Regions from separate parts of the Homo sapiens genome. Here region 2 is linked to region 1. The links are chromatin contacts, found by Hi-C or POLR2A ChIA-PET in ENCODE. All regions are on one chromosome and are shown on one strand. The core of a region is the stretch at or near the end of the contact, and the rest is flanking DNA. Distances in the headings are between cores, read along the strand shown.

What was found. Hi-C counts contacts between places; a loop is a spot of excess contacts on that map. ChIA-PET counts read pairs that join two places held with the same protein, here RNA polymerase II (POLR2A). Pooled maps may share reads with other maps.
Region 2: a map of PC-9 shows a loop between it and region 1 (4-fold over the local background). The contact joins the promoter of DST-AS1 here to the enhancer-like site in region 1. A Hi-C loop is called at or near these places in 21 of 168 maps with a recorded cell type or tissue (Caco-2, Calu3, K562 and 13 more), 4 of 37 single-sample maps with no recorded cell type and 9 of 50 pooled maps. POLR2A ChIA-PET finds 5 or more read pairs at or near these places in 8 of 52 experiments (A549, GM12878, HEK293T and 5 more).

The regions. Positions count from the first base shown.
Region 1 is chr6:56,807,478-56,811,789 of GRCh38, forward strand. All of the region lies in intron 4 of DST (dystonin), which reads right to left. Among named protein-coding and RNA genes, the nearest start is that of DST-AS1, 34 kb to the right of the region's middle. Within about 2 kb of position 1,760, at least 4 of the 41 ENCODE cell types and tissues checked have a DNase peak (open chromatin) inside an H3K27ac peak, as active enhancers do; they include IMR-90 and PC-9, where a contact is called at or near this core.
Region 2 is chr6:56,841,629-56,845,940 of GRCh38, forward strand. DST-AS1 (DST antisense RNA 1) reads left to right here and starts at 2,358. Exons shown (of 4, transcript NR_125866.1): 1 at 2,358-2,438. The region is part of intron 4 of DST (dystonin); the gene reads right to left. RefSeq lists enhancers at 931-1,799, 1,800-2,667 and silencers at 1,751-2,010, 2,101-2,300, 2,641-2,780.

The sequences.
Region 1 (4,312 bases), core at 510-3,009:
TTACCTGATTGCAACATTTAAAGCTATCATCATCAAGATGGTGTGGTAATGGCATAAAATTAAACACACGGGTCAATGGAACTGAACAGGGTCCAGACAGACCTAGCAATATAGGGTCAACAGATTCTTCCCAGAGGTGCCAAGTTAATTCAACGGAAGAAAGGACAGTTTTTTCAACAAATAGTGCTGGAAAAACTAGACATTCATACGTAACTAGCATATTACCTAGCATCATACACAAAAGTTAATTCAAAACAGACCACAGTCCTAAATGTAAGGGACAAAACTATAAAACTTCTAGAAAAAAATGTAGCTGCATATCTTTATAATCTTGAGTTAGGCAACAACTTCTTAGACATGTCATCAAAAGCATGAACCACAAAAGAAAAAAATTGGTAGGCTGGACTTCATCCCAATAAAAATTTTTTGCTGGTCAAAACATAATTCCTATTACTTCCAATTCCAGGCATACTATGGCTTCTCATACAGATTTTCTGATAGAAAAAAATGTACTAGTCTTCTATCCAACATGAATGTCCAAACCACTTGGCTGTTGAATTCTTTTCACTATACGTTAATAAACAAGTTCTGGTTTAAACATCAGGCACCTTGGAGTTTGTTTACCTAGAAAGGGTGAGTCTCCCTGGGCTAAGAACCAGACCCTGAGCTATGACGTCATCCAAGTAACACCCCATGACTTCTGGCCCACCTACCCAAGCCCTAACAAAGTCCACAACTGTTTGTTATAGTTTCTTTTGAAAAACAGTACTTTGTTTAAAAAAAAAAAACCAACTGAGATTGTCCGTGCTGCTACTTTTTTCTCAAAAATACAAAAGTCTATAGGAATCGTTTATATTTGCTATTAAATACTCCAGCAATAAAGTTTGAGGACAAAAAGCGTTGAGAGACATGAAACATGAAAAGTTTGAAATAAAAACAAACCACAGTAATAATAAAACTTAATGCAGTGGGAAAAAAATGTAAAATTCATGTTTTCCATTCTTATTTTTTAAATCATGGAGAAGAAAGGGTAAAAAATGATTTACCATTTATCTAATATGTTGTAATTGTTTCCTAAATGAAAATAATAAAATTATCCACAATTGAGCTAACCCAACATTCCTTTAATAAAGAAGACTACGGATGTGGCTACTTAGATTCAGCATAAAATATCATTCTATTTACTTTTTGCTATTCAAATTAAATTTGATTTCCCACAACTAGTAAGATGTATTCTACAATTTGTTTTCCTGCAGTAAGATTCAATTGAGAGGTTAAAATAAATGAACCAGTGAAACTTTTATAATCAGCAGATGGAGCACAAGCTAATAATAGAAACTAGACAACATTTCCTCCCACCTGCTGGTATTCTGTGTTTATCAGTCAGTGATAACTTCAGTAATTTGTGAATAATGGCTAGTGGGCAAATTTGTTGCATGAGTCTGGTGTAAGTCTGGTTTATATTGGACTGCCTAATGTGAATCCCACAGTGCGGTGCAGCCTTCCTCATCACCCACACTGCCCTCCATGGTCATCTGTAATGTCAAATCACTCAGCATCTGATGGCAAAGGGAACAGCTGGGAGGCAGGATTGTGTGAGGACTCTACACTATTGACTCACTCCTCTCAAACCTCCCCACCTTCTCTTGAAAGGCACTCATCCCTCTTCTGCCCTGTGATCTGCTTCTTGGTGCTCTCCCTTAAGCCTCCAAGATACTACCGCACCCCAAATTCTTTCTCTGTCTCCCACTCCAAAGTCAATCTCATCAGTCACAAAGTATTCAAGGAATGGGTCTGGTATCAGGGAACAAATCTCAACTGCCCCTCCCCGAGTGAGGCATAACTTCTGAATGCTCCAATCATCTTTTTCTGTCAGGGCATCAGTCAGGGTGCTAGCTAGAGTCTCAGGGGTATACAAATCTTTCAAACACTATTAAACAATCTTATTTCACAACCTAACCATTTGAGTGGTAGCATAAATTAAATTTAATAATGAATATTGCCATCTTATGATGATTATATTCTTATATAGTCAAACATTAGAAACCAAAGAAATTAGAGCCTGCAATATACTATCTCTCATAGTTCTACCTGAAAGAAAAAATGTAAAGCATTAAAATATTTAATAAATTTTTGGCTGATGCCTGCACACATTTAATTTAATCTCCCACCTTCCACATAGATCATTGATAAAATCATAGTAAACGTAACCATTCATGATTCATTCTGTGGCAAGATACTCAATAAAGCTTAATTATGTTTACCACCTTGAACTAGAACAAGAAAAGAAACTGATATATTTTAGACAGATTTTCAATCACAAGGGTATAACTTTTAAATAAACTTCTTTCTGCTTCATTTTCCCCTAAGAAATTATATGAACAACTTAAATTTTGATATGCAAATTTTTAGGAATTTTAAATATAGCATTTTTACCTATCAGTATTACTTTATTATTTTTGTCTCCTAGTAGCACTAAACGTGTTGGCCTATAGAAAATAAAAGGATGACAACCCGTACTTTCAGTAAACAGTTAAAGAGCAAATTTTAGTTATAATATATTTATGGGCCAGGTAAAGTGGCTCACACCTGTAATCCCAGCACTTTGGGAGGCCAAGGCAGAAGGACTGCTTGAAGCCAGAAGTTCGAGACCAGCTTGGACAACATAGCAAGACCCCACCTCTATAAAAAATTAGCCAGGCATGGTGGCACGTTCCAGCTACTTGGAAGGCTGAGATGAAAAGATCGCTTGAGCCCAGGAGTTCAAAGCTGCAGTGAGCTATGACTGTGCCACTGCATTCCAGCTTGGGTGATAGAGCAAGACTCCCATCTCTTAAAAATATATGTATTATATCTACACACAACATGATACCACCCCTTCCAGAAATGGCAGCATTTTATAGTAATACACTGAGACTATGTCAGTTATTCATAACATACCCAAGTATAAACATCTGAATTCTAAGGAGTTTCTTGTTCAACCATGTGTAAAAGTTCATAAATTCTATGTTAAAAATCTTATGTTCCTACCTTTTAAGAACCTAATAATTTGCAAATCCCCTTCTGAAATATGTGATCATATTTGCAAATCCTCTTCTGAAATATGTGGTATGTAATGTTAAAGCAGTGAGGGACATCAGATGTAACATAATGCAAACTACACACCACATACACTAAACACCCACCACCCCTACCAAAATTAAAAGGCAAATGATTTGCTCAGGGTCTCACAGGGAAAAAAAAAAAAGGCAGTATCAGGGTAACTCCAGGTATCCTGACTCCAAATGTGTTTTATTCCTCCTGCTACATCATGTCATCTTCATTAAGAAGAACAAGATACAGCCTCCTTTCAGGCTGGAACACCTCAGGTTTTCAAGGAGTTCTGACCAGCAAAAAACCTGGGAGAAAAAAGTAGAATGGGAAGCTGGGTATGGTGACTCTTGCTTGAAATCCCAGCACTTTGGGAGGCAGAGGCAGGAGGATCGTTTGAGCCCAGGAGTTCAAGACCAGCCTGGGCAACATAGTGAGACCCCCCATCTCTACAAAAACTACAAAATTTAGCCAGGCATGGTGGCATGCACCTGTAGTCCCAGCTACTTGGGAGGCTGAGGTGGGAGGATCACTTGAGCCTGGAAGGTAGAGGCTGCAGTGACCTGTGATTGTGCCACTGCACTCCAGCCTAGGCGACAGAGCAAGACCCTGTCTCAAAAAAAAAAAAAAAAAAAAAAAAAAAAGGTAGGATGGGGAGCATGTTCCCAGCCCCAACCTGAGAGACGAAGCAGGAAGTACTGGGTCCCTGACAGTAGAGAAAGGAGTAAGCCAGGAAAGTCTCTCAGCTGACACCAGGGAGGGATCCAGAGAAAAGCCAGGTCCTCTCCCCCTGCTACCAGAAGGAAATGGGCCATGGACCCAGCTCTGGATTTTCTGAATGGAATGAAGTAAAACGTCAGGATGCTATAGCATCATCAATATTATGCCTTGGTTTCCTAACAGAACATGTTAAGGAAATGTGCTATTATGAGATCCATTTAAGCCCATTTAAAAAGAAACTGTGAAGCAAATCCATTTGTAAATTGGATACTATCTTTCATTTAAAATGGAGAAGAAAAAAACAAAGCTTAAAGTTAACTACCAGCTGATGATGAAACTGTGTCAGCCTTATTTTCCCATTTGCCTGGTAAACACAAGGTGACCTGCCAAAGGTCTTTCTCATTTTCACCAACCACAATCTGATATATCAATGTCAAGACCACTTTGAAAACAAGAGAAAGCACTCACTTCTTTATTAATAGATAAAGTGATTAGAAATATA
Region 2 (4,312 bases), core at 1,108-3,607, 35 kb after region 1:
ATTTTTTTCAAAAGTATAAAATGTATCTACTTTAGAACTTTCAGATTTTTTTATTTCTGACTGTATAGAGCACAGATGTATTTCTTCAATAAGGTTTGTTGGTCTATATTGCAATATTTCTCCTTTTCAAAGCTCTGGAAACAACTAATTACAAACCTTACTTTAAAATGGAGTGATGCAGGTAAACATGAGTATATTACCCACCCACCCACATACACACACACACACACACAAATGTCACAAATGTGCTTTAGCCTAAAATATCACTGCACTTGCTCAGTGGCAGTATTATACACAATAAGAGTCTTGGCACAAAGGAATTCTCATTGTACTGTTTACAAAATTCTACAAGGATTGCAAGAATTTCGGTTATAAAACATATCCTACAAAGAGAGAAAACAATTGTGAGTGTATTTGGGCTTTTTGGGGCTTTGGAATTTTATTGTTTAGTTCAATTTTTTTTTATTTCTACTTTCTACTAATAGAAAAACTACATGCATCATTAACCATATAATACCACTGAAATTACTGACATTGAGTTACCAAACCCAAAGCAAATATTCAAAAGATATAAAACCATCTGAATCCTACCTATGAAATGGGTCACTATTCACTATAAATACTTTAAACCTCTGTGAGCTGCTCTTGAGTTCGGAGTGTTTTGGGAGCCACAATAAAAAGATGGTATACACACACTTAAAAATACATTTCCAGACACAAAAACACTTAAAAAATGGACAGCTGCAATTTGTATTTCATCATTATATTCAACTATGAAGTCCAAGTAAACATTATACTAAAACATAAATATCAGATTGGCATAGAATTTCCTGAACATAAAGGATGGGCAGAAAAAAATCTCAAAATACATTCTTTACATTTAAATTTACAACAAACTCACTAAAGTCTTTTATCCATCACGCTATAAAATAATTTTTACAATATATCAGAGTAAGTATATAGTCACAAACTTTATCAAATAAGAAAGATCATTTTAAGGAAAATGATCTAGTGATGCTGAACCTTTTCTACAGGGCTAACCAATACCCTAGCCAAGCAGCAGCAGCAATGCCTTAGTAATCCCATAGAGAATAATCGGTATCCACCCTCCCAGGAAGAATTATGATTACGCGTAGTGCTTAAGAGCTTTTACAAGGGAGAGAAAACGCAATGTGCTTCTTGGAAACAACCCCCTTCCCCCCTCTCTACCGCTCATCTAAGGGCGTCTCCGGACTGTCGCCCACCCCACCATCCTCCCTGCGCTGGGGGTACTAAATCCCGTGCAAAAAGACCTGGTCCATTCCCAAGACTGGTCCAGACACCTGTTTACTCGTGCCCAAGGAGTGGTGGCTCTGATTAAGGAAAGGCAGCGGTTGCCTCTCTGATCAGTGCCAAGCTCCGCAGCCCCAGGGCAGGGACCACATACCTTTGTACCTCTCCAGGACATCCTCGTAGGCCTGGAGATACTCCTGCTCCTCCACGTACAGGTAAGCAGCAGGGGAGAGGTAACCCGCCATGCCGAAGTTTATCTAAGCGATGACTGACAAATTCCCCTCTCCCCCTCGTAACCCCCGGACAGTATCGCAGTCAGCAAGACACAGCCTTGGGAACTGGAAAAGAGGAAGGAGCAGCACGCTGGGGAGAAGCACGGAAGCCGAAGACGCAGAGCGGGGGCGCAGGGGGCTGCCGGCGCCAGGGCCGGCAAAGGAAACGCCCAGGCCTCCGGGCAGGCCGATGGTGGGCCGCCCGGCTCCGGGAGCCCGAGTCCCTCTCGGGTTTCAGCAGCGGCAAATCTCAGCGAGCCCAGGGGCGGCGACGAGCAGCGCCACGCCAAGCGGAGGAGCGGGGCGTGCGGCGAGGGCGGGCGGGGGCCGGCGGGCGCCCGGACCCTCTGCGGCCGCGCTGACCGCTCTGCTGGCCCTGCACGAGGCGCGTGCTTCGGGCCGGGCCGAGGCCGCGGCAGCGGTGCGGGAGGACCGGCGCGCTGCCTTCACCGGGGATGCTGCGCGGCGCATCTGCGGCATTTCCTGGCCGCCGCGCCGCAGACACTCGCCCGCGCCGGGGAGAGAGGGAGGGAGGAGGGTGGAGGGTGGAGGGTGGAGAGTGGAGGGTGGAGGGTGGAGGGTGGAGGGCGGAGGGCGGAAGGGAGGGGGCGAGCGCGGCGGTCAGCGCCCCGGCTGGCTCAGCTCCGGCCCCGGCGCCTCTCGGCCCCTCCCTCCCAGGCAGAGCCACGCGCCCCAGGCCCCCTCCCCAGGCCCGCCCACCCTGGTGGACCGTGCGGCCAAGCACGCCCACCCCCGGACACTGGCTGCCCGGTCCCGGATCCCCAAGGGCGACGTTTCTATTTGGGATCCACAACAGGTGCCTGAGAAACAAAGCCGCAGATCGCTCCACCGCTGTGCGCAGCCCCCTGCTGAGGGGCCAGCGGCTCTCCCTGGGTAAGGGATGATCGGGGGGAGGGTTGGAAATACTTTCTTCCACCCATCTTTTTGGCGTGGGAGGATTCAGGTCACTCTGTGACAGCACAGGGCAAGGAGGGCACGGGGGTCCGCGTCTAGGGGACATCCCGGGGACAGGGTGAGGAGGCCTCTGCAGGTGGCCCCGCGCATCAGCGCCTGACAGCCGGGCCGCGCCTGCGCCTGAGCTCCCGGCCGCCGCGAGGCTGCCGAGTACCAGCCTGCGGTCCCTCCCTTCTGCCCCCCAGAGCCCACAGGCGCATCTGCTGCTGGGCTCCGCGGCGGGCCTATAGGTTCACAACTGCCCCATATTTATCACCTCCCTCCTGCTCTCTCCTTATTATTCATTCTACATAGTACTAGTATCCATTAAACTGAGTAAAATGGATACAGTTCCCTTAAATTAGATATATGTGTATCATATACTAAAGTGGGTGAGTTTAAGCGTCCATTGGAGGAACCAACTGATACCCAGGCATGTAAATGGATGTGTTTAAGAGTAATGACTGGCCGGGCGCGGTGTCTCACGCCTGTAATCCCAGCACTTTGGGAGGCCGAGGCGGGTGGATCACGAGGTCAGGAGTTCAAGACCAGCCTGGCCAAAATGGTGAAATCCCGTCTCTACTAAAAATACAAAATTTAGCCGGGCGTGGTGGCGGGTACCTATAATCCCAGCTACTCGGGAGGTTGAGGCAGAGAACTGCTTGAACCCGGGAGGTGGAGGTTGCAGTGAGCCGAGATCACGCCACCGTATTCCAGCCTGGGCGACAGAGCAAGACTCCGTCTCAAAAAAAAAAAAAACAGTGAAGTCAGGCTGCTGTACATAGAATCTTCACTCCTTACTGTGTCACATGGGCAAGTTACTTATCCTCTCTGAGACTCTCTTCATCAGTAAAACAGCGATAGTAGTGCCTAACTCATAAAGTTGTATAGTAAATGAAGTTTAGAATAATGTCTGGTGTTATATAAGGATTAGCTGCTGCACCTACTACTTTATTTAGGAGGTGGGGTCTCACTCTGTCATCCAGGCTGGAGTACAGTGACAGGATGATACCTCATTGCTACTGCTATTATTAGATAAATCAGCTGATTGTTGACAGTCTGACCTATGTCAACTTCACGTCTTGTCTAAATCTTCCTTCCCTATTTCCTCCTTTCACATATACTGACCTTTTGCCCTCCATGATTTTTTATTTCTTTGTTAGCGTTGGGTGTTGTGAACTATGGACCATTTTCCATTAATGCTTAGATAGGGATGAGTTCCTCTTGAAAGAAAAAATTGTGTACTCGTGGGAAAAAAAAACTGACTTGAGATAGAACTGGAGCACTCCTCAGCAATTGGCCTACTTCTGTTACTCCAAACAAAGCAAGACCACATCTCTTTTTTCTATCCTGACCACTGGTTTATAATCTGAGTTTGAACCACTGTCCCAGTAAGTCTTTAAGGTTACTAGAGTTTTCTTACAGCTCGATATGCATTTGTATGCACATTAGTTCATAAAGTAACAACCAGGCATCATATGGGACACCTTCTTGAAATAAAAGGGTTAGCAATTAAGTCCCTGAAAGTCATTCATTTACAGACCACACATGTATAGACATAGGTCTCTCAAAAATGTCTCCTTTACAATGAGTAAGGTCATTGAAGGCACGTCTGAGCCTTCATCAGAGACTGACACCCAGTAGCACCCAGTTTTATGAATATAGTCAGCACACAGTAATTTTAATCATCCATTTAAGGAACCAGTCAAAATGAGCAGAAGCAACATTTGGGATTGTTTTTAAAAACAGCCTTTACCCCATGCATTCTTGGAAGGGTAACATTGGGTCAATATGCTAATAATAATAGTGTATTC